Linked DNA regions of Mus musculus: regions 2 and 3 are each linked to region 1. Evidence: chromatin loops called from intact Hi-C (ENCODE). Cell type or tissue: left cerebral cortex. All regions are shown on one strand. Each heading gives the region's core, and the rest is flanking DNA. Links, peaks and the distances in the headings are about the cores only. Region 1 has its middle 23 kb from the start of Gm41048. Region 2 overlaps Ipo11 (importin 11). Region 3 overlaps Cwc27 (CWC27 spliceosome-associated protein).

What was found. Hi-C counts contacts between places; a loop is a spot of excess contacts. Peaks named below come from ENCODE experiments on the same cell type or tissue, not always from the same donor. Only the 100,000 strongest peaks of a DNase experiment are listed, where the experiment ranks them.
Region 2: a loop joins it to region 1, with 4 times the contacts of the local background. A loop is called at or near these places in 3 of 42 quality-filtered maps.
Region 3: it touches region 1 in a loop (9-fold over the local background); 36 of 42 quality-filtered maps call a loop at or near these places.

The regions. Positions count from the first base shown.
Region 1 is chr13:104,933,084-104,943,410 of GRCm38, reverse strand. No RefSeq gene overlaps it. Among named protein-coding and RNA genes, the nearest start is that of Gm41048, 23 kb to the right of the region's middle. In left cerebral cortex, for the core only: CTCF peaks have their summits at 2,026 and 3,355; DNase peaks (open chromatin) are centred at 2,792 and 3,335; H3K4me3 peaks cover 319 bases; H3K27ac peaks cover 395 bases.
Region 2 is chr13:106,899,238-106,909,564 of GRCm38, reverse strand. Ipo11 (importin 11) reads left to right here. Exons shown (of 30, transcript NM_029665.4): 6 at 8,748-8,880. It overlaps LOC115488227 (a small nucleolar RNA gene), which reads left to right and starts at 1,733; the gene lies at 1,733-1,875. In left cerebral cortex, for the core only: no CTCF peak of the experiment used is centred there; no DNase peak of the experiment used is centred there.
Region 3 is chr13:104,800,511-104,810,837 of GRCm38, reverse strand. Cwc27 (CWC27 spliceosome-associated protein) reads left to right here. Exons shown (of 14, transcript NM_026072.1): 3 at 3,006-3,118; 4 at 4,058-4,201; 5 at 5,822-5,920; 6 at 6,484-6,587; 7 at 8,637-8,706. Among named protein-coding and RNA genes, the nearest start is that of Cwc27, 11 kb to the left of the region's middle. In left cerebral cortex, for the core only: a CTCF peak has its summit at 4,960 (motif pointing left); a DNase peak (open chromatin) is centred at 4,945.

The DNA.
Region 1 (10,327 bases), core at 1,921-4,420:
CATGAAGAGAAAGCCTTGGTTTAGTGCAGGGCTTGGGGTGGTGGGTGGGACAGGATAGATGGAATAATTTATACAGATTTATTTTTTTAATGAAAAGGATGGGGTATAAACATGTCCCACATAAGAATCATTAAAATAAAATCAATGAGGGTGAATTTAGACCTCGAGTTATTACGTTTTGGCTTTTTTATGGTTTGGGTTTGTTTTTTATGCTTGATTGATTGATTCATTGCTCATTTTTAGCAGGGTCTTATTCTATTGCTCAGGCTGCTCTGAAACACACTAGGTAGCCAAGCTAGGCTCAAATTCACAGCAACTCTCCTGCTTCACCCTCTCAAAGGCTGGGATTGTAAATGTGAGCCATGATGCTTAGCTAGTGTTCTTTAATCTGTATCGCCAGGTCTGGGAGTCACTAACAGGACTAGACAGGAGGTGCAAGGGTGGGTAGTGTGGGTACAAACTACAGGGAGTCTGCTCAAAGCACTGGCGAGAAGGTGAGGCAATTCACCCAGTTTTCTCAATAAAATAAGGAACCTAGTACCAGCTGAAGGGTGCTATGGGCTTGAAGAGAGGGGATTAGGGAATGAAATTATCCCAATCAACCTAGCACAATCCTAAGATGCATCCGAGTATACGAACTCGGGAACACAGTAGATCCATATATAAGCCGACCAGACCACAGAGTTACCCTCACACCCTTTAAAATCAATATTCCACTTAAAAAATCAGTACTATCATTTCCATACCCATGGACAATGGTCGTCCCACCTCACACTGCCAACAGAAACTTACTAATGTTTGACAATTATGTTTTAGTGGGTTTGACAAAGAATGTGGTTAAAGACTTTAAGAAGCCTCTTGTCTACAGTAGATCTAAGCCAAGCCACGGTTCAACCACTTAGTGCAACATCTAAAAGGGGCCTGAGCTGACTGCTGGAGCACGCAGTAGGACCCATTAGCAGCTTCTACATCTGAAAGGCATTCGTTTTGAGATAAAATTGAGTTTACCTTAAAGGGATCTGCTACCACGGCACCAGATTTTTCTAAAGCTATCTCTCAAACTATTTAGAGGCTTTCTTCAGGTGGCAGGGACGCTCTTCATTAGCCAGACCAGGAGGTGTTTCTAATCATAGGGCCTAAGTTATATGAATAAGAAGAATGCACGTTCCCTTCCACAGCCATATCTTAGAGGTAAATTTAGTTTTGATGATAAGCTCCCAAACCAACAGGTTCCAAAGAGTTACACTTGGACCCTACTGACAACCAGGCCCTTCTACCACTGTAGGGCACTCAAGACCAGCGCAGGAAGTGACTCTCCCCTGATGCTCAGCCAGCCTAAGCGAGCAGAGTCTGAGGACAAGAGCTGGGCCAAAGAACCTTTTTCCTGAGGGGCAGTATGTGTGTCTTGGCGGGAGGTAACCCTAAAGGAAGGACTGGGAGACCTGGGAAGAAGAGGAAAGTTAGGGATAATGTCAGCCATAACCTCCAAGTTTGCTAGAGAAAAAAAAAAGTTCAATGATATTTGCTAAAACATAGTAAGGTCAGCCTTATTCAGAACCTATAGGTGAGAATAGGAGCCTCTACAATAGGACTTTGCATGGGAATAGGAGATTGGACTCGGTTCCTTATACAAGGGCAGGTTTTCATCTCATGGGAAGGAGGGGCTGGGGAAAAGAGTCGTCAGTAGACAGAAAATTACTAACAGTCACCATCAGGGCTGGGGAAAATTCTGTTTAATTGAACCTACTGAGACTCTTGCTAGAGACAGGCCAATATGATCAGACATCCAAGAATGGTGGATTTGATCAGCTATTGAAAGTGATGTATTATCTTGTGATTGCCATATCCAGGGATCCATCCCATAATCAGCTTCCAAACGCTGACACCATTGCATACACTAGCAAGATTTTGCTGAAAGGACCCAGATATAGCTGTCTCTTGTGAGACTATGCCGGGGCCTAGCAAACACAGAAGTGGATGCTCACAGTCAGCTATTGGATGGATCACAGCGCCCCCAATGGAGGAGCTAGAGAAAGTACCCAAGGAGCTAAAGGGAACTGCAACCCTATAGGTGGAACAACAATATGAACTAACCAGTACCCCGGAGCTCTTGTCTCTAGCTGCATATGTATCAAAAGATGGCCTAGTTGGCCATCACTGGAAAAAGAGGCCCATTGGACTTGCAAACTTTATATGCCCCAGTACAGGGGAACACCAGGGCCAAAAAGGGGGAGAGGGTGGGTAGAGGAGGGGGGGTGGGTATGGGGGACTTTTGGGATAGCATTGGGAAATGTAAATGAGGAAAATACCTAATAAAAAATAAATAATAATAATAATTGATGCTCAGAAAATTAAAAAAAAAAAGAACGTCAGAAGGTTTGGGGGATGGCTGGATGTTGGTAAGGGAGTGTGTGTACCGATGTGTTAGAAGAAAGTTCAGAAGCCTGACTAAAGTTTGGCTGGGCAAAGGACCTTTGTCGCGCTCTCAGTGCCTTTGACTTTCCTGCAAAAGATGATGTTAGAAAGCTCAACTCTTGACCTTTGCCTCCACCCTGTCATCTCTTCTCCCCAGCGCACGCGCACCCACTCCCAGCTCAGTGCACATTATGTTACTCAAATCCATCAGCAAAACAGCTGCTCAGACCCCTCTGTAGGTACAACTTATGCAGCCTGAGGAATGTGGGCAGATTTTTCTAAGTTTTCCTCCAATTCCAGTCTTCCGAGTGGTCCTGCCCACACACGGCAGGGTGCAGTGTGAAGTGGGGAAGGCAAGCACTCAGATTCCCAGGAGAATATGAGGGAAACAACTAGGACTGAGTCTCTAGTCTCTTCCTACTTCAGAAACAGAAGCAAGGGTCAGACAAGAACCAGTTCTGACACAAGTTTCCTGTGTCTGTTCATATGTTCACTCACTCGCGTAAGGACACGCGGCTCTATGTACAACCCGGCTGTCGGTGGGCTCTCCTTTTCGCCAAGGAATGACTATCTCTCTTCTCCACGCAGCTTCTTAAACTTAAATCAACTGTTCTTCCCATTACTAAATCCCCTGACTGAATTCCCCTCTGGGGAAGCAGACCGGAAGCCATCCGCAAGGACCGACTTCTAATGTCCCTTCCAGATTTAACAGAAACCATTCCGGCAGCCAGCGCTTCTATAAGCACAGCTCTTTGAGAAGTACTTGTTACTGTAGACTCAGTTCCCTCCACTTGCTATAGATTTGTAGTGAGGCCTTCAGACTCTATGGAGCAGAAGCTATAGATAGTTACCATTATACAACCATTTGATAAATAACCAACCATTCTAGGACTTGACATTTTATTTACCTGCACACAAGTGCAGTTCCTAGTTCGTCCGAAAGATGGCAATACAGCGCTTTGTGCTTCATTGTCTTTGCAGCTATTTCTAATTCTGCTAAATTAAAAAACATATTGAAAGGAAAGAAACTTTATCATGAGAGAACGGAAAATATAATTTTGTTTTCTGCTATTTCATTATTGTGACAGGAATATCTGTAAGTAAATTGTTCACATATTCAAAATATTTTAAAAGCATGAAAAATATCTTAGCTCGTGTAATTTAATCCTGCCACTCACCTATGTAAGGGCTATTTTCATTTTGTATAACAATAAGTTCTGAAATTAATCAAACAGTAACTCAAATATATTCATCTAGCAAATAAGTGGAGCTTATTTCCAAAAACACACAATTCTTTCCAACACACATCTGTTTAGCAAAAAGCAATTATCTACAGGTCCCAGTTTTTCAATTTCACAGAGATTTATGAGCCAGACGATATTTGGAACTAAAGTTGTCTGATAAGCATGGTGACCTGCTAAACCTGCTTGGCTAGTAACTTTACAAGTCTTCATTTTGAACATGTCTGGGGAATTTATTTTTATATTTACTTTTTTAATTCCTGGAGAGCGCCTCACTTCCAAGTACAGCAGGGCAGCTGGTGATGCGGGCCGTGAGTGACACGTGCACTGGTCACATGGTGGTGCCCTGTGGCTCGGTGAAAATTCTACCACGTGGCACCAGCAACTACCTTTTGCTTAACAGCATTGAGTGTTTCAGTAACTCAGCTTAGTGGTGTGTCTGGTGCCAGGCTCCACAATTCAGCCCATTCGGACATCATTTCCCAATCTGGGTTTGCTTCAAGCTCACTGGTTTTACAATTCTCTTTAAAGGCAGCTCTCCCAAAGGGGCAGCCAAGCCCAGAAGCTGGAGACCGCGCGCTTGGAAGAGGGCCTTGCTCTCCTCCAGGTTAACACAGCAAAGCGAAGTCTTTCCCAAATCTCAGAGAGTTCCGTAGTTGGTGAGTGTTGCTGGTATAACAGGCCCATGGCAGCCATTTCCTTCCATCGCCCTGGAAAGCATCCTGACAGTTGAAAGGGAAAATGCCCCTGGGCTTATAGAAGCCAAGTGGAGGCTCTGAGGAAAAAAGAAGATCCCTGCTTGCCCAGATGGCTCGGACACAGATGTCGGGAAATGGCTCTGGACACAATTGCCATTCTGCCACCATAATTCTACCTTCGTCTGTCAGACCCCAGAAACAAAATTACTAATTAAGTGTACTGGCGACCCTGATGAAACTCATCAGGTCTTCAAAAACAGCAGCAGAAGAAAAGAAAGAAAAGAAAAACGAGACATAAAATAGAAGACTAACTGGGAAGTCTGGCAGGATGGGGAGGAAACTAGAGAGGACCGCAGTAATGGATATGCTCAAGTAGTGATTTACATGTATAAAACTCTCAGGAGGCCCATTACACATAATTAATATCTACTGATAAAAAAAGGATTAAAAAGAAAGTAAGGAGACTAGATGGAAAACAGATCGAAACAAAAGACCAACTCCCTCATTTAAAATAACAACAACAAAACTTAATATTTGGAACCTTAATATTTGTGGCCTATAAAACACCTAAAATTAAAAATATCTGAGAATCACAATCTGCAAATAAAGAGCAGTTCTTGAATAGCATCTCTGAGGAATCGGTGGCTGTAAACTCTCCCCAAGAAACTTTATAAAACAGCTGTTCTCAACCTGTGGGTCGAGTCTCCTTAGGAGGTCGAATGACCCTTTCATGGGGGTGGGGTCACCTACGGCCATTGGAAAACACAGTTATTTCGTGGCCATTAGCGTTGGAAGGATCGGGGCGTTAGGAAGGCTGAGAACCACTGTCCTAAAATCTAGCGGTGGTCATCCCTGCTTGCTCCCTGGAACAAGGCAGTACAGCAAGCAGGTTGCAGATCTAACTTAGGTGAACACAGAAGTCCACAACCCAAATGAAACATTGTTTTGTTGTTGTTGTTGTTGTTTTGTTTTGTTTTGTTTCTCTTTCTTCTCCCCAATCAATTCAGTTCTCAGGCAGGGGGCCACTCTCATCATTCTCTCGCTCCCACTGACAGGAGGAAGGAAGTGAGAAACACCCCCACCCCCACCCCCACCCCCACCCCTGAAATGAAGGGAAGTTCTAACAAGCCGCGGTTGTGTGTGTGTGTGTGTGTGTGTGTGTGTGTGTGTGTGTGTGTGTCGGGGTGGGGGTGGGGGGTGGGGCGTGGCAATTGGTCCTCTTCCGCCTCCAGGAGATTTGAAGGGAAAAAAAATAATAAAATCCAAGAAAGCAAGCTGTGTCTGCCTCCTGCTTTTTGGACTAAAATCACTGGAGAGAAGAACAAGCTAGCCAGGGTGGAGGGGAAGTTACAGCCTTCCAAGAGGTAGCTGCTGAACCTTGCTTTGTGCAATGCCTGGAGCCGACCATCGCTAAATAATTCGAAGTATCTCCTTACAAATTAAAATCGTAACAGAGAGAAATCCTCGTATGAAGCTTCCTATCCTACAGGACTCAGACAGACTGAATAGAGAAGAGAGGTACTTGCAGGAGAGATTACATTAATTGTTAAAAAAAAAAAAAAATCAAAGAGCTACGCTACATTTGCAGTTTTGTTGCTAGGACAAATAAATGTGTTGTTCTGCTATAGTAGTTAATAGAAAGATGTTTTGTGTGCTAATAACTCAGCAAATAGATCTTTTGATAAATTACTTAATCAGCTAATTGCTCATCCATAAATCACTTTTTGGGTAAGCTGGTGTTCAGCAAATTGCTTCCCGCCCCTCCCCAGCAAATTGGTCTTTTGATAAATTGCTTTCCTTGAATTGATCTGTTTTAGCCCACTGGTAAGAGAATGCAGACTCCGTGTCCCCACCATTAGTCTCTAGGTAAACTTCAGCTCAGATTTTGCACTGGTTGGGGACACTTCAGGATACATCTAGATTGTTTTTAGAGCAACACCTGCAGCTTCTGTTTTGGCAAAAGCATGAAGTCTAACGAGCCACGCAACGATGAAGCACAAATTGGGGAAGGAGCCGCTTTTCACATAACAGCTCCATTCTTTCCAAAATGCCTCTTGGCGGGGCCAGAATGTAAAGGGGAAAGAAAATGAGTGAGATAGAGTTATGAGGAAAAAAACAGGGGAAATGGGCTAACACAAAGGAGCCCAAGGCAACCTGAGCTGAAGATAGAAAATCCACGGGAAGAGTGCAAGTCTTGCTCATTTAAAGCTTACCTGCCTTGAGCGCTCTTGGAGATGAGTCTCTACTTTAAATCACTTTGTATTGTTCTACAATACAAAAGGTTTTCTCAGGGTGTGGTGGTTTGAATATGCTTGGCCCAGGGAATGGCACTATTAGTAGGTATGGCCCTGTTGGAGAAAATGTGCCACTGTGGGGGTAAGCTTAGAGAGCCTCCTCCTAGCTTCCTGGAAACAGTCTGCTCCTGGCTTTCTTTGGATGAAGATATAGAACTCTCAGCTACTCCAGTGCCATGCTTCCAGCCATGATGATAATGGACTGAACCTCAGAACCTGTAAGCCAGCCCCAATTAAATATTGTCCTTTATAAGAATTGCCTTGGTCATGGTGTCTCCTCACAGCAATGGAAACCATAGCTAAGACACATGGCTAAACTTTGTTGGCATATGGCACACTTTTAAAGTATGCTTGTGTAAATTTAAGGTATGTATCCTCAGAGACATTGGTCATAGAATGTCCTTATAACCCATACCCCCATGCCATATTCCACACTGACTTGGTTCATTCGATTTTATCTTGTGAACCCTGCACTTTCAACCCTGTGTCCAACTTATTGTTTATTAGGCTACTCTGACCCTCAACAGCCACATGGAATGGGGTATCAACTATCTTAGCCCACACTAATGCCTCTACCTTCTGGAAACTACAAACACTAATAATAGCCTGCCTTTTGATTCCACACACCTCATATTTGATTTATTTTTATCTGTGTGTCATGCCAAAGACCCTGAGCCTCTAATTTTGAGGTGTTCCCCTTAGAAGTTCTTATAGTTCTGCATCTTGTCTTTGATGACGACACACCCACATCCTCTCTGACAAAGGTTTATGGAGCTGGATGAAATTTTCTTCCGTAATTTAAACACATTGCTCTCATGTAAGGAAATAATTTGCTTGCTCATATGCTTAAAATAGACACCACGCCAAACCATTTAGCAGAAAGAATGCTTTCAAAAGGATTTTTGTAATGATGGGGAAATGTGGTATTCAAAAATGGAACTGAATTGGTTTTATTAAAAAAAAAAACAACTTTAGAACATAATATTCCTAACAGTTTGTTGGACACAGAACACAGGTCCAGAGTGTTAGGTGTTTATAAAAAAAATAAATTTAGTATTATGTTATACAGTAAATTTGGGTTCCAAATGAAATATTAAATACAAATACTTTATCCCATCTCAGTAGGGAGAAACTTGACAAAATTCAAGGCAAGAAATCAAAGAGTCTGTCTTTGTGGCATGGTGGGTCTTGAGCTAAGATTAGGTTTGGTTTAGATTTTGTTTTAGTTTGTTGAAAAGCTGAATGTGGTATTGGGGTGAATGGAAAATAATACATAGTCATGAATAAAAATTTGAAAATAGAATATTTTTGTGAAATGCCCTTGAATAGATTTGTTTGTTTTGATTCTTTTGCTTTGTCTGTTGAGATGAGGACTCACTGTGTACCCCAAGTTGACTGAGCTTCATCAGTACTGAGATTGCAGGCACCTACCACTATACCAGGTGAGGGCCATCTTGAAGAAGTACATACCCATGGTTCCTTAAGTAAACTTAAAGCATTAGCTAGCACTTACAGCTCATGTATACCTCAAGGATGGTGCTCTTACATTAAGATGTCTCCTTTTGCTTTATTGAGATTTTTAACCTTTAAGTTATAGAATTTTCTTTGGAAGCCTCAACCAAAGGTGTGGAGAAATAAATTTAACAGTAAAAGAAATAGATCCAAAGAAAGAGACAAACTATTTTTGCAAACATTGTCTTATCTATATGACTATAATGAATGCATTTGATGCATATATGTCATAATGTTGCAGTATGCATCTAGAGACCTGGATACAGAGAGCAGAAGAAAAAGATAAAGGGCTGAAAACTGGAGCTTTGGAGATGGACTAGGATTGGGACAACAGACTGTTATTTTTCATTGCAGTACTATAATACTAATGTACACTACTAATTGACTTTTTAAATTATCCATCTACTGCTACAAAACAATAATTGTTCTATGAAAGTGTTAGACAGTTGTGCTGCTCCCAGTCTCTTGGCTGGTGATTTAGACTGCAGGCAAGAGGTGGTTTGACACTTTTGTTGAATACAAGTCTTTTCTCTGGGGCTATTTTCCAAAGACAAGTTGTCTAAAGGAAGTCAACGATCATTCAACAAATGAGTTCATCGTGTAAGCATATTTTGGGAAGTATGGGGATGATCTGTAGAATTAAACAGGCTTAACCTCTAAGAGTTTGTGGGAGGATGCAGAAGAGCAACCTGTCGCTCTCTATTCCAAGCCCAATTTAACCGTGTGCACAGGCTATGAGGATCACTTGAAAAAGTAAAGCCATTTTTATTTTTTTCACTGTAACCCATCAAGAATCCCTTCCAAGATGTAAATAATGACTTCCCACAGGACCAGGGCCAGTTTCATCTTTGTTTCTCCCACATACCAACATGTGGTTTTTTTGGACATTCCAAACCATCTGTAGTCAAGGGATGAATACTCCTGTGGGTCTGTGTCACAGTCTCTACATACTCATCACATTACCCTTCCATCTGACCTGCTCTAGTTGTTGACCTCACATTGGTCTAACCAATGGAATGCCTTTCCAGGAGCTAGAGTCACAGGAAGAGAACAGGTCTTCAAGGTACCTGTTCTACCAACTCTTACCTTCTCTCTCAAAGTCATACAGCACTCCTGGGGCCGTAATTCTTGCCAGATTAAATTAGCAACTCCCCCTCTTTGTGTCTTTAGAAGTAGGGGAGCTACCAGCTTCCTGTTCTTCCTACTTCTGTCTTAGCACATCCAGGCTGCTACAACAAAAACTTAGAAATAACAGAACTTTCCCCTCAGAGTTAGGGAGGCTGGAAGTTCAAGGCAAGAGAGCAGCATGGTCAGGTCCAGATGAAGGACCTCTGATGGACTGCAGACCACAGGGCTGAGGAACATGGTTGGAGAAGAAAGCATACACTCCCCCCTCCTCCTCTTCTACCCTCCTCTCCCTCTCATCTCACTATGTAGACCATAGACTAAACTGGCCTCAAACTCACAAAGATTCTCCTGCCTCTGCCTGCAAGTGCTGGGTTTAAGTGTATACAGCACTATGTCCAGCACAGTCTCTTCTGAAGACATTGATCCCCTTCTCAAAGACCTCACTACCCAAGCACCTTCCAAAGGCCTGGCCTCTTGTACCATGACACTGAAGTCAGGATTTCAGTGTGGATGCTGAAGGAAGCAAACACATCTGCCTACAGCATCCACCCGTTCTTCGACGCAGTCTCTAAAGCCACACGTCCGGGAAGTAGTCTGGCTTTACATGGCTTCCAGTTGTCTTCTGATTCTTTTTACTTCCTGTTCTACTTCCTGCTCATATGGAAACAGATGAAACGTTCACTTAATGCTCTTAGTCAACCTAATCCAATAACTCTTTGTAGTAAAGGGAATTATGCAAAGCAACGTGGGCTTATGATAAGGCTTACCTTTAGTTGCCAAACCCAGGAAAGACAATAAGATGAAATGTAAAAGAATTACATATTCAGTGCACAGAGCAATTTTATTCATCATGGAAAATGTAAACTAGTAAACTAGAATGACAAATTCAGCGTGAGCAGATAACTTTCAAATGTACTCCTTTCCCAGTTTTCATTGATATAATTCCTCAATGGAGTGACTGCTTGAGTTTACAGTTGCTTTGCCCCTTGTCAAAACTAAGCTATAACAAAGACCTTAATAACATGTTTTTGAGTCTGAG
Region 2 (10,327 bases), core at 3,443-5,942, 2.0 Mb before region 1:
TTTCTTTCTTTCTTTCTTTCTTTCTTTCTTTCTTTCTTTCTTTCTTTCTTAAATTTAAATGTTTTTATGTGCATTGGTGTTTTGCCTGTATGTGCGTTTGTGTGAAGATTTTATACCTGGAACTGGAGTTACAGGGAGTTGTGAGCTGCTATGTGGGTGCTAGGAATTGATCCTGGGTCCTCTGGAAAATCAGTCAGTGCTCGTAACTGCTGAGTCATCTTCCTACCCCAAGTTTCTAATTTTTGTCTTAAGACAGGGCTTCTTATGGTTCAATTTGGCCTCAAACTTGCTATGTAGCTAAGGAAGACTGAATTGCTGATCTTCATGCCTCCATCTCCCAAGTGCTGGGGTGACCTACCACACACAGCTAGTTTCTAATATTGACAGACCTGAGCCCATCCAGCACATTCCATCCAAACTCTTTCAGGGATGGCAGTCTTTTACCAGCTGTTACTTTCTCCACTTTCTTAGTATGGTTTTAGAGCTGGCTATTTTTGACTTTTCAGAATAGCAATTTCATATTGCTTATGGTGACATTTTGGACTGTACCATGTAATACTGCTGAATTTGAAGGTGTTTGTTTTGGTGTTCTTATTGACGTTTGGTAGTTATGAAAAACATGCATAATTAGAAAGTTTATGATAGGACTCAGAAAACTAAGGTATTTCTAGGACATTGTTTTGCGTGGTTCTTTTTCCTTCAGTGTTCTGTCACTCAGGCTTTCCCAGTGATCCGCCTTTGCCCTGCAGGTTCTTCACTTAACATGTGGTCTGAAGCAGCCTTTTCCAGGCTTGCTCTCTTCTGACAGCTACTCTTCCTCATGCTTAAGCTCCTGTGTAGAGGTGTATGCACATGCACCCATGCTTTCTTCCCTCCGCCTTTTGTTTTTAAAATAAAGGGTATTCTGGCACAGCTACAGCCAGAACACCTGACAGATTCTAAGCGCTGTGAGATGCTTTATTTATTTCTAAAGGAGACTCCTAGCTGTACATGGGGAGGAGTAATTGAAGAGCTGGCAGCTTGCGGAAGATAGACAGTTTAATGGGGCAGCCAGAGAAAAGAGTTCCAGATGAGAGTCTTTGTAAGCCTCTATTCTTTCACAAAAAGCTAGCTAACTTTTCCCTGGTGCACAGTGTAGTGCCTCATGTTTGAGGATAGTTTAGGGAAATAGGGAGAAGTGTGTATTTTTGGGCTATCTCTCATGTTCAATACATTAGTTTTGACAGATGCAGTGGTATATATACACACACACACATATGGTCAACTACATTTTGACTAAGGGCAAAGAGTCACTTGGTCAGGAGTTGTAGACTACTCCAGACAACATAGCCACAAAAAAAGGGAAGAAGGAACAGCAACAAATGCACATTAGTTTTCTGTCTCTGGGTCGCAGGTGATGAGGTTCAGAGCCACTCTTCTGAGATCCTCACTCCTGAGGGCGTAGCTTATAAATCTTGGGTCATGGCATTTTTCTTCTCTTCTTTCCTTCCTCCTTCCTGTCTGCTTCTACTTCTTCCTCCTCTTCCCTTTCCTTTCTGAAACAGCCCAGACTGGCTTCAGATGGCCAAGGGTGGCCTTGCATTCCTGTTCTTGTCCCTGCCTCCCAATTCTGTGCTGTATGTATATGTGTGAGGATTACATGCATGCCGCACCACGCTTGTCTTTCTAGATAGTAATTCTTACATACTCTTATGTTCTTCATTTTAACTTTGTTGGTTTAAATACCTTGTCTTACTTCCAGCAATGGGCGGAGAAACCCCTTGTTGGTGGTGGTGTTCTGTGTCAGTCAGGGGCAGAGCAGATGGCAGTCCTTTGTGCATCCTAGCTTGACACCTGGCTTGGTAGCCAAAGCTGTTTTATGCCTAGGACTCATAAAAATCAAATCAAGCCAAATCAGATCAAAGGTGGCTCAGAAAGAGGAAGACTGACAGAGACCTTCAGATCACCATGCTACCCACAGACTTGCCTTCTAGTGAATGGCACAGGCAGGCCATAGACATCTGCTTGCTGACACTCCACATAGCAGCATGGATGGAGGATGTCACTCAGGGACCTGCTAGCTGTGTGGCCAGCCTGTACCTGGAGCCTCCACAGTGTGCGAGTATGTGGTGGACAGATGGGAGAGACAGAGAAATGGAGCAGCCGGAGCATTGTGAAAAGAGATGGGACTGGAGACTCAGGAGTGGAGAGGAGTAGCCTGTTGTGAATGGCCAGCCCTGCCACCTGGGCCATGGTGAAGTCAAGCTCTGCCGTAGCTGTCACTGAGGGCCATGTCTGAGTCTGTGACTACGAAGTGGCAGTGGTCAGTGTCAATGACCATGGCTTATATTACCACTAGAGAACTTGAGGATGACCCTGGTTGGGGCAGCCACTGGGACCGCCTGAATGTCCAGGGACTGTGCAGAACTGGCCCTGTCCCTTACTGGATGCTCCTCTCTGGAGGGCTGGCCCCATCTCTCACTACTGACAGCACGTGGAAAGCAGGCCCCTTGCCTTGCTCAGGCAGCACAGAAGAGCTGGCTCTGAAGGCGGGGAGTGTGTGTGTGGATGTGTGTCGCGTCCCACTCGACTAGCAAGAAAGACGCAACCACCGGTTCTTCTGCGGCAAGCTTTATTGCTTCTTCAGGAGGGAAGACCCCAACCCTGGAAAATGGTGTTGCTTATATAGCCCTCAGCCATGGCGTTTCAGCACCTGATGTGGCGTGTCAGCTCCTGATTTGTTGCTCTCCCATCACCCCATTACTACGCTCCGAGATGGGCAGTGACTAGGCGTGAGTTCACTCTCGCACCTGCGTACAAGGCGTGTTTACTAGTTAGGCACAGCGGAGGCCAGCGCCATCTTATAATGGCGATTGCTCGCAGCATGGCTCTCCACAGATGTGAGTGTAGGAGAGCTGACTCTACCACTTGTCTGCTATTGGGTGGCTTGGGCACAGAGGTGATCCCTCCCTGTCCCCACCTCTGGCAGTCAGGAAAGCTGCTCACAGAGTCAATGAGCTTTAGAGAGCTAGCTCTGCCCCTCACCAACTGTAGCACTCCAGAGAGCGGGCCCTGAATCTTGCCTGGACAGCACAGCAGAGCTGGCCCCAGTGGTTGGGAGCAGGTTAGCCAGCCCCAAGGACGAGAGTGCAGGAGAGCTGGCCCTGCCATTTGTCTGTTCTGAGGTGGCATGGGTGTGGGAGTGATGTGCCCACCTCTCCTCACTTTGTTGGGAGAGCTGGCCCTGCTTCCTCACTGACTTTAGCACTTGGGAGAGCAGGCCCTGCACCTTTCCTGGGCAAAGAAAAGAGCTTGACTTCACCATGGTCCAGGTGGCAGGGCTGGCCATTCACAACAGGCTACTCCTACAGTGGAGCTGGCCTAATGGTGAACACATGGGTGAGCCAGCACTGAGCATGCCCAGCCCAACACAGTCCTGCTGTTCCAAAGCTACAGGATCTCTATAGTACAGGGCAACAGCAGGATAACTGAGAGGAGTCCTGACAAGACTGATGGTGTCACAGAAGCCAGAGATCTTGAACCAGACCAGACTCACTGTAACAGACTTTGCAAGTGAAGATGTGTGGACAGAGATATACCATGGTATCATGTTAGCTTGATTTCTGTTGATTTATTTTACAACTGTGTTTAAATGTTTATTTTCAATATCTGTGTATAAATGTTTTGCCTCCATGTATGTATATGCACCATATGTGTTCCTGATGCCATTGGAAGTCAGAATTGAGCATCAAATCCCCTGGAACTATAGTTAACAGATGGTTGTGAACCACCATGTGTGTTCTGGAAGTTGAACCTTGGTCCTCTTCTAGAACGTGTTTGTTTAATTGCTGAGCCATCTGCCTTACACAGATTTTTTTTTTTCTTTTTTGATATAGCCCTGGTTGGTCTGGACCTTCCTATGTAGATAGGGATGGCCTCTTTCCCAGAGAACCACCTGTCTCTGCCTCCCAAGTGCTGAGGTTAAAGGCTGCACCACTTCTCCCATTTGTTTTGCTCTATTTCTAGGAGTCAGGATTAAAGAAATGATCTACTTTGTCTTTCTATTTTTAAAAATTAATTTATTTATTTTTATGTATATGAGTACACTGTAGCTGTACAGATGGGTGTGAGCCTTCATGTGGTTGTCGGGAATTGTACTTAGGACCTCTGCTTGCTCCGGTCAACCCTGCTCACTTAGTTCCTGCTGGCTCCGGTCCAAAGATTTATTTATTATTATAAATAAGTACACTGTAGCTGTCTTCAGATGCCCCAGAAGGGGACGTCTGATCTTATTACAGTGGTTGTGAACTACCATGTGGTTGCTGGAATTTGAACTCAGGACCTTCAGAAGAGCAGTCAGTGCTCTTAGCCACTGAGCCATCTCGCCAGCCCCCCCCCCCCCCCTTGCCTTTCAACGTCAAATATGTAGAACATTCTGGGTTACAGCTAACCTTTATTAATGGTTACTCAGCAATAAAAGTATGAATTGCTTGGGCTGTTAAAGGGTACAGTCTTCTTATTTGTTGATTGGTTCTCAGGTATTTGTTTTAGCCTAGCAGTCGCTTCAGTATTATGGTTGGCTTTGTTGTAGTGTCCTTTCAGTTCTTTTCCCTGTCTTCTGCGATAAAAGCCTGCCTAGCATCTGATGCTAAGCTTGGTGGACCATTTACCACATTGTGCTGAACGTTCACTTAACTTTCTCAGATCACTGAGGTAGCACTTTTATTGCTGCAGTTCTGCTATCTAGCCTAGAAAACTGCACATGTGGTTGGTGCTTAATAACTGTTAAGTAAATAATTAGGCTGAGTATATGGTACAGTGATTGAGTGTTTATTTGCCTAGGAAGAGCACAGGGTCTGGATTCAGTTCCCAGCACTGAAAAACAAAGCAGCCCCAAAATACAATGGAAGAAGAGCTCTGTTCTTAGAAATGAAGGTATTTAAACTGGGCGTGGTGGCACCTGTGAGAGGCGGAGGCAGGTGGAGCTCTGTGAGTTTGAGGCCAAACTGACATCCTTTCTAGTTAGTTCCGAGCCTGCTAAGCCATGTAATAAAACCTTAGCTTCAAAAAACAAACAAGAAAGTATAAAGCAAAATTTCATGGGAACAAGCTCTTTTTAGATTATATAGAGCTAAAACTATCTAGGAGAAAGCTGATTGGCTGAGCCTAGAAGCACAGATATGTATGCGTGTAGGTCATAGGTGCTAGGACAGGGTCTGGTCGTGTAGGATGGAGGTGCAGATAGCTAGCTGTGTGGGAAGACTGCTATGAAGAGTTTCGCTGCTTAAGCTGTCCTTACTATATTGGCATGAGAGCAGGAGAGCTAGTCCTGCCTCTTCACTGGCGTTAGCACTTGGGACAATGGGCCCTGCACCTTACCTGGGCAACACAATGGAGCTGGCCTAATGGTGAACACAGCGGTGAGCCAGCGCCAAGGGTGTGAGCGCAGGAGAGCCTTCCCAGTCCAACACAGGCTGCAACAGTCAGTCAGTCTGTTTGTCCGTCCTATCTATCTATCTATCTATCTATCTATCTAAATGTGTTCTTTAATGTGCCACACCTGAGGAAAGTGAAAAACAAATGACTTCATATTCCCGTCTTATCTGATTGTTCTCCAGTTCTTCTCAGAGATATTTTTACATAGCATTTCTTTGAGCCAGGAGGTGAACTCTATCTCTTAAGATCTCTTAATTAATTTAGAAGAGTGCCATTCCCTTCCCTTCTGTTCTGTTCTGTTGGTTGTCTGCCATGCTGTGTGCCCGGCTTCTGTGCTTGTTGACTGCTTCTTGCTGATTAGTCTCAGGTGAAAGTGTCCTGGTTTCTACAGTTTGTTGCATGGTGATACGTTCCATGGCTTTAATATTTTATTGCTAACTTTTCCTAGTGGGAATTGTGAGGACAGTGACCTTAGTATCTAAGAATACTTGAGAAGGTAAGACAGGTTAAGCCTACGTTAATGGCTCGCTTTGTGTGTTGGAAGGGGTTAAGTGTGTGCTTCTCAGGTGAAGTCACCAAGCTGTGGGTTGGCGGCACTCTATCTTCTGGTTAGAAATAGAATATCGACCGCTTAAGGGTTTCGAGAGCCAGTTCTCAGGAGTGCTTATCATATAGCTTATTTGTGTAGTGTCTTCATGAACATACTTCCCTGCCATGTTTTTTAGAAGAAAATGTAGAAAAAACCATTTGTGTCCCTCTTACCTGGTTTACTTCACTAGTTTGTCTTTTCCGTCTGAGCCTTTTATTTTTATTTATTTATTATTTTTTTAATATCTAAACAATAGTGCTTTATTGAAAAAGGGTTAATTTAAATGGATACAAAGTTGAAGTGTGAAATGTTTTCAAACTACATTTCTACAAGTACAAGTTACTTCTTAGTGAAAGAGCAAGTATCTGTTAGCAAAAGCAGTAAAACTGAAGGGGGTTGGAATTGTGGCTGCAAGACCTCACAATCCACACTGCCAATCTTAGATGTCAGCTGGCCCAAAGTAGCACCTTAACTCAAAAACATGGGACTCACACTGAATACTTGGGAATTGCTTCATTTTTTTGTTTGCTTTTAAATCTCTCTCCAACAAAATTAATGTCAAAATAAGCCAAACAAAGGACTGCATGGGTACTCTAAAGTCATTGATGCTTTTCTTGATAGGAACTTCACACAATGACTTCCCTGACCACTCACAGTGATGCAATGTGAAGGGGCAAAGTGAGCAAATGTATTTTTCCTCGTTAATTTATAAATAATCATGCTTAAGCTTCATCATATTAGTACTACTGAGTTTTGGCCTGAATTAAACGTAAATCCCTGCCTCATCATCAATCAAAGCCCTTCCTCCAGCAAATGAAAGCACACAGTTAGTACCTGCTTTGCCCCACACCACTGCCTCCTTCACCTGCCCCTTCCCTTCTAAGGCCACGGCCTGACATTAGAAGACAGGGTAGAAGGGGGAAGTGCCAGAATATAAACCAGGCAGGACTCTGCTTGCCTGCTTGGGGCACAGATCTGAAAAGCCTTTCGTTCATGGTGTGAAGACATTTATACTACACACACTGAAGAAAATGACAGTGCCTAGAAACCGAGGAGACAGTCTGCACATAAAAAACCCAGCACTGCTATTTTCCTTTCAATAGAAGGATCACTGAAAAGGGGAAGAGTTAGACGAAAACCTGGCAGGCATCTGGGCTTCAAGTGGCCTTTTGTTCAAGAGCACCACCCAGTCACAAGCCTGGCGTTGGATCCATGCCAGCCAAGGACTATGATTTCCACTGTCATGGTCTTTTGCACCTAGTTATAGAAAGTACATTAAAGTGCAGTATAAAATATAAACATTTTGGTTTCTTTAAAAAAAGTATTGCCTTTTTAGTTGAGTAAAAATTTTACTGACTCTTCCTTATAAAGAGTCTTGTTACAATATGAAGCTGGAGCTCATAGCTGCTTTGGTTCTCTCCACAGCATAGCATAATCAGCATCCACAGTATAAAAAGTCCTTGTAGTGAGTTTTCTCTACAGAGGTTTGAAAATGATCTGGCACTAGAATCCAGAGCCCGTCTGAGCCTTTTAGAAGCAGACATTAGTTGATGGCTTCTGGAGTATGGTTTCTTTCTTTAAATCTGTCTTCCCTTGTTTTACAGTAGGACTAAACAATTATAAAATAGCTGAATACTTGTTTAAAGATAGTCACTGTAAAATAGACTCTTCAGAGAGAGCTATCAGAGGAGGATTTGCAGTTGAGAAGATGGGTCGGTTATGGTACTGAATTTAAGAAAAGTGGGCGTTCTAGTCAAGGAGTCGGGAATGGTGTGAGAGGTTAGGTTACTATGAGGAAACAGCCAGGGGGGGGGACCGCGCGGGCACTGTATAAGTCAGCCAGTTCCTAGCCCATTGGTAAGTTTTTTTAACATTGGTCTAGGTTAGAACTATACTCTGAAAGCCACGTGGTTTGTGTATTTCTAGCTTTAACTATGTGAACACCATGGACAGAGCTGGAGGAGGAACACAGAAGTCTAACTAACTTCATAGTTTAGCACATGAGTGTGTGTGGCATACTGAGTGATGGTCCATAAATAATGGGCTTAAAAATGAGCTATCAACCCATTAATGAATGCAAAATATAGATACTGATGGGATAGATATTGGTTCTTTTTCTTTTTTTTTTTTTTTTTTTTGTTTTTTTGTTTTTTCGAGACAGGGTTTCTCTGTGTAGCCCTGGCTGTCCTGGAACTCACTTTGTAGACCAGGCTGGCCTCGAACTGACAAATCCGCCTGCCTCTGCCTCCCAAGTGCTGGGATTAAAGGTGTGCGCCAATACCGCCTGGCGATAGATATTGTTATAAGAGAATAATTCTTTTTTCTTTTGAAGATTTATTTATTTTATATATGAGTGCACTATTGCAGACACACTAAAAGAAGGCACCAGATTCCATTACAACCATTACAACCACATGGTTGTGAGCAATCCTTTGGTTGCTGGGAATTGAACTCAGGACCTGTAGGTGAACAGTCAGTGCTCTTAACTGCTGAATCCCAAGTGACTAATTCTTTAAGAATATACCCCTGTGTGTATGTATGTGTTTAAAGCAACCAATGTACACTATAAATATTACTGTTAAAAGATTATAGTTAAAAATCTTCCAAGCATCATCATACTTTTTAATTCTTTAAAATCTTTACTGAAGATAAGGTTTTCATTATAAGGCCACGATGTATTGCTTTGTAGTTGTAATTTATTATTAAAGTGTGTAACATACAGATTTGGTGCATTTTCTTGCAGTTAGCTTCTGGAATTTATAATTTTGCCTGTTCTCTGTGGAACCATCATACAGACACATTTCTGCAGCACGTTTCTTCTGGCAATGAAGCTGCGGTTCTGAGTTCACTAGAGCGAACACTGCTATCGTTAAAAGGTACTGTTGAACTTGATCTGCTCACCTTTGAAATATCATGCCCAGCACAGTTCCCAAGTAGCTGCTCTGGACAGATATCTTTCTCAGTTGTACTTGAGAAGATGGTTGCATTTCTCTGTATGACAAGAACTAGAGTTCTTTTTGTTTGGTAAGAAATGTCACAATATCAAGGCCTTTTCAGTGGAAGAGTTATGTCACTGTGGTTTCAGGCCTGCCACCATGCTTCTTCCGTGTGCCTCTACTTTGCTGTACATTTCTCCTTCTGGGCCCCACTGTCACCATTGTCCTGTTAATGCTCCAGTCCTGCGTGCTTAGTTGAGTGGGGTCTTTCACGTTTATGCCTCAGGCAGGGCAAGCCCTGTTTTAGGGGGCGGCTGTAGGGATGCTACTTTGGCCCATGCTTTCCTATAGTGTGCTTGTAAGCATTCTTGTAGCATCATTTCCATCTCACCTTCTGCGAACCAAGTTACTGGCCTTACTGAGTAACTAAGGCCACTCCTTCTGCCCACTCGTTTGTCTGGTTATCATCACCCCACGCAGTCCTCTTCCTAACCCTGATCTACTCAGCACTATACCTTAGAATCTCACCATGCTCTCTTGAAACAATCCTAGTGCATCACTTACACGAACTGACTAGACTGTGTATGCACAACCCCTAAACTGTGAGCCCAACTGGGTGAGATCTGTCAACAAAAGTGTGAGTGGCTTTAAAGAACTGCCCACATTTGAGTTGTAGACAATTACATTTTGAGCTTTTTTTAAAAAACACAAGCAGGCCCGGAACTCAGTAGACAGGAAGACCGGGCTGTTCTTGAGCTCACAGAGATCTGATTCCCTCTGCTCCCTGAGTCCTGGCATAAAGATGTACACTGCCACACTCAGCCTAAATTTAATTTTAGTATATGGTCTTTGGCCTCATGAACATTATCTAGCAGATAATTCTGTAGTAATATAGATAGCAATGCTTACTTAATAAAGTGACTTTAAATTTTATATTCAGCTGGGATGAGGCCCAACCTTAGTGTGTTGCCTGGTGTTCAAGAGACCCTAGGTTCTACCCTCTCCTCCCAGATTGTTTTATGCTATCATCCTCGCTGTGGAGTTGTGCTGTTTTAGATGTATGATACTATTGAATCCTTTAGTAACTATGCAGTCAGATAGTAACCACATTTCCCACTAGGAAAGTGGATATAGAAAAACTGCCCTAAGCAATACAGTTATAAGTACCAGAGAAAGGATTTAAATCTAGCCCTGACTCAAAAAACTATGACCTTAATTGTCATTGTACACCAGGTTTTAGCTACCGTAAGATGTGTTTACTATCGAGCATTCTCATCTACTCCAGATATGTACAGAATTTAGTTTTCCATTGGTTTTAGGAGAGACACTGTTTACATAGCCTAAAGTTGAAGCTTTGAGTTGTATCTTACAGTTTCTAAGAATGAAT
Region 3 (10,327 bases), core at 3,632-6,131, 130 kb after region 1:
TCGTCTTTCCTTCTTTAAATGTGGAGATTCATTCCCAAAGCATGCCTTTCATTCTGTGTTACCCTTTCCACTCTGTGCTGTCTCTAACCAAGTGGTTATTATTTTCAGAACTATACTCATTTTTTCCCTTCTTGTGCCTAATTGATCTAATGGTGTAATTTTTCTCTCTCCTGGAAACTTGTGTTAACTACCACTAAACCAAATTTCAGCTTCTTCCCTAGGTCGTCTGGACTTCCATCTCCATGACTGTAGTTGCCTCCTGCCTGTTCTTCTCTGTTATTTCTTTGCCTTCTGTCCATACACATGATATTGGAATCTTTAAGGACCTGGCTTCTAGCTTTCCACTCTTTTTCATTCCACTAATCATGTGCTTCCAGTCAGCCATTCCCTCTATTTCCTGAACATTCTATTTCCTTTTCCACAATCCTCATATTAGCTAGCTTGCTTGTTTGCTTCCTTCCTTCCTTCCTTCCTTCCTTCCTTCCTTCCTTCCTTCCTTCCTTCCTCCCTTCCTTCCTTCCTTCCTTCCCCCCTCTCTCTCTTTCTCTCTCTTTCTTTCTTCCTTCCTTCCTTCCTTTCTTTCTTTCTTTCTTTCTTTCTTTCTTTCTTTCTTTCTTTCTTCCTTTCTTTCCATGTTTTTCACTCTCTTTTTATGGAAGTAAAGCCAATTTTTATCACTTTGTTCAAAGTCTGCTTTCCATAAAGCTTACCACCTGGCCTGATTCATTATCACTCTGTGTCATAACATGATAATTTTTCTTTATAAGAAGCTTTGCAAAATTTTATATTCACTTAGTATTTTTTATTCTTGAATAATTGTTTATGCAGCTTTACATTTCATACAGTTTTCACAGTTTCTTGTTGGCGTATAGAATGTACTACATACGACTTTAAATGTCTCCAGTGGTGGCAAGTCATTGTCTTCCAGTTAGACCTGATTTTTAGAGACAGTGTTCTTTGTGGTGTCAGAAACAAAGTATTTAAGAATCCAGAGTGTCCTGTCATATGATATGGACAAAGCTCTCCAAATAGAAGAAATTAGATAAATCTATCATGACAGGGGAAAGTGTAAGGACATAATGATAAAAGAATCCAGTCCCTCAGATGAGACGAAGAAAACAGGTCTGCAAAGACCATTATTAGTAATTGCTGTGGCAGGCAGGAAGGAAATAAAATCAGACAGGTAGTTTAGTTAGAATAACTGTCAACAAAGCTAAGAAACACATGAGACAAAGAAAAGTCTGACTTCTGGTAATAAGTTTAAAGAAGCTCAAATTTTACAGGAAAGTGAAATCACAAAAACACTAGAAAGGATGAATGGTAAATTGCAATCCGTGGAGCAGGTGAATAAATAGACAGAAAGAATCTGGACAGAATACAGCAATGAAATAAGCATGAGGTTCAGTTGGGGGCTGACAAAGCTTACCTGCATCAAAACGAAAAAAAATATCCTCCCATTTTTATAAGTAGAAGAAATGAATGGAAATTTTACAGACATAGAGATAACCAGAGCAATATTTGTAATGATTAAACAGGTAAGAATTGAATGAAATTATTGCTAACTAACTGAAAACCTGAGAAGACCGGTGGAGAGATGGCTTGGCACTTCAGCTCTTACGTCTGCTGAAGACTTAATATTTAGGACTGGCTGCCCTGTCAGAGGTCTGGGGTCCAATTCCAAGCACCCGCATGGCGGTACACAGTCAGCAGCAGCTCTACTTCTGGAAGATCCTGTGCTGCCTCTGGCCTTCATGGTCACCAAGCATGAATGTGGTGTGCAGACATACATGCAGGCAAAACATGCATACACTTGTAAAAAGATAGGTATTTCTTAGGTGAGTCAAATAATGTAGATAACTCTATTTAATCTTTAGGAAGAATGATTTGAAGAAGTTACAATATTTCTGAGTCTTATAATGCACCTTTCAGTATAGCAATAGCAGCAACAATGTGTAGTTTTCAGAATAAAAGCAAATGATTGAAAGCATGGATGGGAGGGGCTGAAATGTAAATGAAGTAAATACCTAATAAAAAGTTGGAAAAAAAAAAGAAAGGTGGTCATATCCTTTGAAAAACCCAAATATCTGTAATTATAGATTTAATCTTGGACTTAAAATATAAAATTGTTACAAAGGAAGGAAAAGAAAGCAAAAGGCAACAGTTTCAGTTTTCTTAGGGGATGTCCTATGCTTCTGTCCTACTTAACTAGTGTTTTCCTTCTCAATGATTCTGGTCTCATACCAGGCATTCTAAGGGAGACCACTGATGCTGCATATTTGTGACTAGAAATTATATTTTTATATATAAATAATTTCTGAAAAATCACTTAGATATTTAATTAGAATAAAGTACGTTATTTCACTTATTGAACGTAAAGGAGACTGCACAGACAGTGCTAGAACTTCTATCTGCAGGTTTATATTTTTTGTACATTATTAAGTTAATTTTCTATCAGGAGAAATGGAAGAGGCAAAAATGAGCTATCTCCTACCTAGGCTTCTGAGCCCCAGCAGTGCTAGCCTTTGGGATTGGATATTTTTTGTTGCAGAAACAATCCTTTGGGCTTCAGGATGCTTAGCAGTATTCTTGCCATCTTGTACAAGATGCCAGTAGTATTTCCCAGTTTTCCCAGTTTTGATAGCCAAAAATATTTGAAAATGTTGATAAATGCCCCCAGGGTGCAGAATTGCTTCTTCTCTTTCCTCCAGTTGAAAGACATTGGTGTGTATTAAACTTCTTATTTTTAATTTAAAAACAGTAATTTATAATTGATAATTATGGAGATTAAAGACAAACAAACCAATCCCCCAAAACTAAACCACCATTGTCTCTGTAGAAACATATAGTGTTTGAAAATTGATTGTTTTCTAAGAAGTGGAGAGGAAAGGTTTTGGTTTAAAAGCCAATTTAGCATTCTGGAAATTAAATCTTGTGGCTCTGTTTGTATATTAACTGTGATAATTAAAGTGATACTAACTTTTAGAACTTGATATATTATTTTTCAGCCTACTATGACAACACCATTTTTCATAGAGTTGTACCTGGCTTTATAGTCCAAGGTGGAGATCCCACAGGCACTGGGACTGGTGGAGAATCTATCTATGGAGCCCCATTCAAGGTCAGATCAATTTACTTGCAACGCTTCTTCAAAAGTGATCGTGTCCCACAAGAATGTCTCATGTAATATACAAAGTCAGTGGAGTTAAAGTTTTTCAGAGATCAGAGCAAATACTACCTACCGAGCAGTCTTTCTGATTTATTTTATGGGAAGCCTTTGTGCTGAAGGCCTAGAAGGCAAAAGTCAAGGTATTTGTCTATCTGGCTCCTGGTGAGATGTACTGTATTCAGATCTTAAGGCTAATATATTAAAGAAAAATAGTCTCTGATGCTTAAAAGGCACTTATTGTGCTAGATGGGTGTGTCATAGATGATTCCAATGTTCAGTCTGAGGGGAAGTTCTGAGTAGCTCTCAGAATACAGAAAGCAACTGAGAAACAGTGGAGCCCTGCACTGTTACACTCTGCTAAGACAGACTCATGCCGTCTCTGAGAAGAATCAACTTAGAATGGTTTAGGACTTTTAAAAACACAGTGAAATCACATTAATGCACTTATAGAAGATTCTCAGAATTGAAAAACAAGAAGAAACCCATCACTTCATAACATGTGCAACAATAGCTGGTGGCTTTACAGTGGTTCAAAGGTGGGTTTCTTGGGAACACTGGACTGTTTTAAAGGGTTGGAGGACTCTGAGGTGAGTAGGAAAATGAGACTTAGACTCTGACTCCCTTTGAGCAGCATCCTTCCTCTGTAAGTAGACTTCCAGAAGATAGTTACGGGGCTGAATATATTTAGAACATACAAGCTGCAGAATTCAGGTTTAAGAGCATTGAACAGATAGTAAATTTGGATTTGATTGTACTTCAAAATCAGTTAAATAAAGCTTCAGTATTTTTGATTAGAAATTGTCTGAGTCTTGCTGGTCTGCTGCGTAGCTGATTGAATATGAAGGGTGTTATGACTTGAGAACAGTCACTAAATCTCTTTCATTCTTGCAGGATGAATTTCACTCACGGTTGCGTTTTAATAGGAGAGGACTGGTTGCCATGGCAAATGCTGGTCCACATGATAATGGCAGCCAGTTTTTCTTTACTCTGGGCCGAGCAGATGAACTTAACAATAAGCACACCATCTTTGGAAAGGTTAGTGGAAAGGCTTGGTTTTGATTTTATATTATTCTTCAAGCTTCAATGATACCTTCAGTTAACTTATATAATAGTGGCCTTTAAAATGTTGTACTTGTATGAGGGAGTATGTTGCTACTATGAAGAACTGTAAAGGGATTTCTGAGCTGTGTGTGCTTCAGGTCAGTCATTTGTCATGGTCTCAATATTAAAGTCATAGTAGTGGTATTAGCTACTTATGGCCACTTAGCCAGTGTTGTTTTACACATTTTCTTTCTTTCTTTCCTTTTTTTGGGGGGTGGGTTGGGGAGCAGGGCAGGATTTCTCTGTGTAGTTCCTGGCTGTCCTGGAACTTGTTTTGTAGACCAGGCTGGTCTTGAACTCAGAGACCCTCCTGCCACCACCTCCTGAGTGGTAGGCATGCACCACCATGCCTGGCTGCTTTACAGGAAAACAAAACAAAACAAAACAAAACAGCCAAAAATATTTTTTAGCTTAAAGTTTACCAGTGATGAACTTTCTTAAATATAAAGTGGAAGTTGCCTTAGTATTTATAGTTTTACCAGAAGTATCACTGTGGATAGTGTCCATTTAATCCTGCCCACATTTAACAGCAAATGAGAGAGGGGGCCTTCTTACAGAATTTTCAGTCGTTCTCTTTAAAGAGGGGTCTTGAGTGCATCTTCCTCTCATCTTCTTCTCATCTCAGCTTCTCTGTATTTAAATCTTAGACCTAGTAGACATGAACAGCTTTTTAGCTCCCTCTGCTGGTTCAGTAAGAATTGTTTCCTTACATCCTATGCAAAAGAGGGTTTTGATGCTAAAAGGAGGGAAGCAATTTAGTAAGGTTGGACAACTGAACCTCTGAAGTCGAGTCATCCCAAACCATAGAGATGTAAGCTTGTCGCTTGTTTCTTAAAAGCACACACTAGGAAGTAGACATTGTCCTGTTCTTGGCTGCACTCTTAACCCAGGGTTTTCTGGTAATCATGAACTTTTCCTGCCTCTTTGTTTTTTCTTTTAAAGCCAGATGAGATTTGGCTTCCAATCTTGTCCTGTGTTTTACAGTCTCTGTTATATAATCTAGGCGTGAGAGACGATGTATATCATACCAGTTATAAGTAGAGATGCTCCCACTGTTGAGACTGTAACTTCTTTGACTTTCTATCCTCATATTTGTACAAGAAGGAAAGTGTAATTCTTACTTCTAGGGTATTTGTGTAAATTAAATTAGACAATAATCTGCACAGTATTTATCATATTGTTAATACTTAAGATGCTTTAAGTCCAAGTTTGTTTGTGATATTTAAATGAACTGTTACTCAGTAAGAAGGTTGACACTGTATGTCTAGTATTAGTATCTGACATTCTATACACTGGAAACATCAAAAATGGTTTAATAAGAGATTGAGCCCCACCAAAATTGAGTGCAGCTGTGCCTTCCAGCCTTGAATCAAGTGTGCTTCACCATCATTGTTAACTGCTTATTCTTAGTTAAATGTAAAGTTCTCTTCTAATTATTTTAAAACACCTTTTTCAGAAGTCTACTGTTTATTTAAAATATTTTCAAAATTCCTTTGTTTATTTAAAAGATGAACACAGATGTTTGCCATCACATTTTATGTCTTTGTGTGATAGGTTACAGGAGATACAGTGTACAACATGCTACGCCTGACAGAAGTAGATATTGATGATGAAGAAAGACCCCGAAATCCACATAGAATCAAGAGTTGTGAGGTAGGAGCATGGCTGTGTGGCGCCATTTAAGAGGCATCCTTAAACTATTAGGTAAAGGCTTTATACTAAACACCATGGCTCATTTCTGTCTATTTAATAAAGCACAGTTTCTGATGCAGATTTTTTTAAATTAAAGGCGTTGGATTCTAATATGAAACTTTAGATGATAATCTAAAGAATGAAAAGCTCAAGTCATATGAATTAGGTTGTGAATTAAAGGAATTAGGTGTCTTTGCTCAAAGACTAGAATTCTAGGTAAATTAAGAGTTACCTTTATTGAGGAAGTGACGTAATCCTTAGGAGCATTTGATTCAGAGTCCAAATGTCTGTCTGGGGCCTTACAGTTTTCCTTCCATAAAATAGGTATCAGGGAGAAAATAGGTATACTCATCTTTGACTTGAAAAGAACATAATGTTGTGGGGCACTCAGCGAGGCTGCTGAAAGTGTGTTTATGTCGGGGAGAAGTAGATGCTGATATTAGAAAACTTCAGGGGCATTTTTCACTTTTTTATAAAATAAAAAATATCCTGGAATAATACCTTCAAAACACTTCTTTTCACAGGTTTTGTTTAATCCTTTTGATGACATCACTCCAAGAGAAATTAAAAAGCCCAAGAATGAGAAGCCAGAAGAAGAAGTCAAGAAATTGAAACCCAAAGGCACAAAGTAATCACAATAGGGAGGTTTACCTTCACTTTACTTGGGACACTGACTTAGTCAGTCGGTCTTTGCAGTGGTTGTTCACTAAGGAAGGGGATGTCATTTTGAACCTGAGTGCTGACCGAATTATGAGCATGTTTGTGTTAAAGTGAACAGTTTTTACATTTAATGACATTATATAACTTAAGCTAAAAAATACCATCTTATATGGCCAGATAACATGTATTAATAAATAAACACTTAGTACTCACTATAGTTTATAACCCATAGCTGGGTTATTGAGAAATATTTACTCATTTTTAAGTTAGTATATCCTTAGTATAAAGACTCTGGGAAGGCGAGAACTCTAGAAAGGATACTTTTCATGTGTGTGATAGGAGTGCATACTTATGTCATCTACTTTGGTGCTATTCAGTATAATCTTTTATAAATATTTTTAAACATAACTATCTCCTTCACTGTTTTGTTTTTCTTAAAGATATTGTCTTAAAATAGAAATTTATTATTAATAAAGTTTAGTAGTTTATACCAATATTGTTTACATTAATTTTTTTGTTTTATTAAAAATAATAGAGTTAGATTTCAACTTACCATTTTGCTGAATTGCAGCATCCTATTTCAGTGTTAGCTTCAGACAGTTCTATGTATGAGCCTGCCACACCCATTTCTGAAGTTTATCAGTCTTTCTGAGCTTTGCTTGCCCATGGCAAATATAGAGGCAGTTGTAATGAGCACAATACCTGCTTATCAGGAAGGTGAGCTGAGAGGGGTACATATAAGACACAGAAGCATAGATGCTTAGTGTGTACTGGGCTCCAACAAGGTCAATACATTAAGCTGCATTAATAAACTGACCGATAGGAGCCTGGTACTTCAACAAACAGTACCTGTCTTGTGGCAAAATCACTTTCTGTGTCAGTATGATTTTCTTTGATTCCATGATTGATTTCTTATTCTAATTCATTGATGCTAAAAAGGTCATTGTCACCGTGTTAGGATACAGTGTTTCCATGTTACCGTCTAGCCTGATGACAAGTCTGAGTTCCTTATGTATTTCCTATTGTTTTCATTCAGAGCAAGTGTGTTAGGGATGTTATATGGTCATTGCTTGCATGTAGATTTTTTAAAAAATTACTCAGTTGTTGCCAAATGTTTTACTTTTTCTAAAACTCAAGAGAGTAGTTTAATAACTTAGAGTTTCTCTTACCTGAGTTTCTGTTGTTGTTTAGTTTGAAAGATCTGAGACATTTTCTACCCATCAACTTTTTGTGTTTCTTAGTTTTAAAATATTAAAATGTATTTCTCAGATATTAAAGTAAGTTAATCATCTGTAGTGCTCTCAGTTCTCTCTCTCTCTCTCTCCTCTCTCTCTCCCTCTCTCTCTCTCTCTCTCTCTCTCTCTCTATATATATATATATATTCCTTTTTAAAGAATTATTTATTTATTTTATGTATGAGTACACTGTAGCTGTCTTCAGACACAGCAGAACTCAGGACCTCTGTAAGAGCAGTCAGTGTTCGTAACTGCTGAGCCATCTGGGGTCTATATTTATTAATGTTTATTTTCTTTTTTCTTTCTTTTTTTCCCAAGATTTATTTATTTTATTTATATGAGTACATTGGAGCTGTCTTTAGACACACCAGAAGAGATCCCATTACAGATGGTTGTGAGCCACCAGGTGGTTGCTGGGCATTGAACTCAGGACCTTTGAAAGAGCGGTCAGTGCTCTTAACTGCTGAGCATTTCTCTAATCCCTAATGTTTATTTTCTTCCCAGCTTTGATGGCTATCAAAAGCTTATTTCTGTCATGTGTCAGCGAGTTCATTATGCTAATACCCAGAGTAAATCTCTGGTCATTAGTTGTGGGTACTAGGTGAAGTGTTAGCAGTCTGAGGCCAAGCCCTTTGCTCCAAGATCCTGAAACCCTCCTACTGAAGACTAATACTGTGTAAATAGAGTGTATTTCATCTTAGAAACTTGTGCTATTGCTTAAAAGTGAGGTATTTATGATTTTTGTCTAACTTTTCTCTTGAATCTTCTTTCTTCTTTGATAGAAATTTTAGTTTACTTTCTTTTGGAGAAGAAGCTGAGGAGGAGGAGGAAGAGGTGAACCGAGTCAGTCAGGTAGGCTCCCCTTTGCCCGTCGCATGTCTGTCTCCTGCTCTCCTGGCGCAGCACGTGTGCCTTCTCGCCGGCGTGGCATGGCGACTCTGCATCTGAATGCTCGCAGGGCCGTTTGTGCAGATTCTGAGTTGATTGCCCCTCAAAGAAGCATAGCTTGTATTTATTTATTTCTAATCTTGTATATTTTTGTCAGTTGAAACCAGTCTTAAAGTATTTTGAATGGGATTCAAATTTATAAATAGAATTTAGTTACTATTTGTCTTTTATTTTGCTATATAATAGTGTTTATCATTATTATAATAACAATCAATGACTCAGTTACTTAATATTCATTTTAAATGTTATTTCCATATATTGTGTTTGCTTTATTAATTCTCAATTCCTAATATAGCCCTTAGAGATAGATATTGGTACCCTTCTTTATATAAATACTTGGATTTATTCATAAGGAAAGCAAGGTACACAATAATGCCTGTGGATTAGAATTATAATTGTCCAAAGTCACATACCTAGCGAGAAGTTACAGCTGGAATTAGCCATGTGTCTTAACTGTAGATTCTTGTATATTACCCCGTGACCTTTTATTTTACCAACCCCTTCCAGAGACTTATGAGTCTCATCATAAGACATCTAGAAACTTTACAGGAACATTTTGCCTACATTTGGAGCAAATTGTGATATTTGTATCCAAGGAAAATACTTGTAGAGTCTTTTGGTTCCAAATGTGTGAGCTGCATTTTTTCCCTGGAGGTGAATGAGCACTGAGACTATCACCATCACATTCTCTTGGTGTTCCTAGCAGAGAACTAGCAGCATCACCCACTGGGCTCTGTGTGGATAACTGTTAGCAGTTTTCCTGGTCCACCTCTAGATGCTAGAGATATATTTGTTTAACACCCCAAATGCCATCCATTCTGGATGTCTTTTACAGTGTTTGTAGATCTGTTCTGAGTGTAATCTAATGTCTGTTGCTCATGTTATCCTGCAATTCTTTTACAGACAGCTTTTTCTTTTGCTTTATTACAAAGGAAAGGATGTGACTCCTCTCGCTGTATAGCACTCCAGCATTGGACTTCATATTCTTTGCTTTAATAGCTGAATAAAGTTCTGGCCTGGGAACTCATTGGGAGTAGATTCTGTTCCCTTCCGAATTGACTTTAGAGTAGCAGGAACTTAGACTCAGTGTCACCGAGCCCTCTTCCCACTGATGCTGTGATCTTCAGTGATGGCTTTCGTGCTCAGGTTTTCTTTGTGTAACGTAAAAGTAGTATGTACCTGCTAAGGTTGTGAATAGAGATCCTTTGATACATTATACAGTCCTGAAAGATGCCATTAAAGGTTCTATCTTAAAATAGAGCAGGATATTACCTATTACAATTAGTATTTTATTCTTGAGCTTAAGATTTGAATGGTTTGTATTGTGATCACAGGTATTAGATAGAGGCTGCCACTCTCTTGTGCAAGCAACATGGAGCGCTGCCGAGAAACCTTGCCAGTGTCCTTCCTAAGGCGCGGCCTGAGTGGGCTTGGGGAACATGTGCTGCCTCTACTGGAAACTTGCGGCTCTCTCGGCCCGCTGATGTGTTCTGTCTGCTGTATAATAGACAAGCGAGCGGTTAAG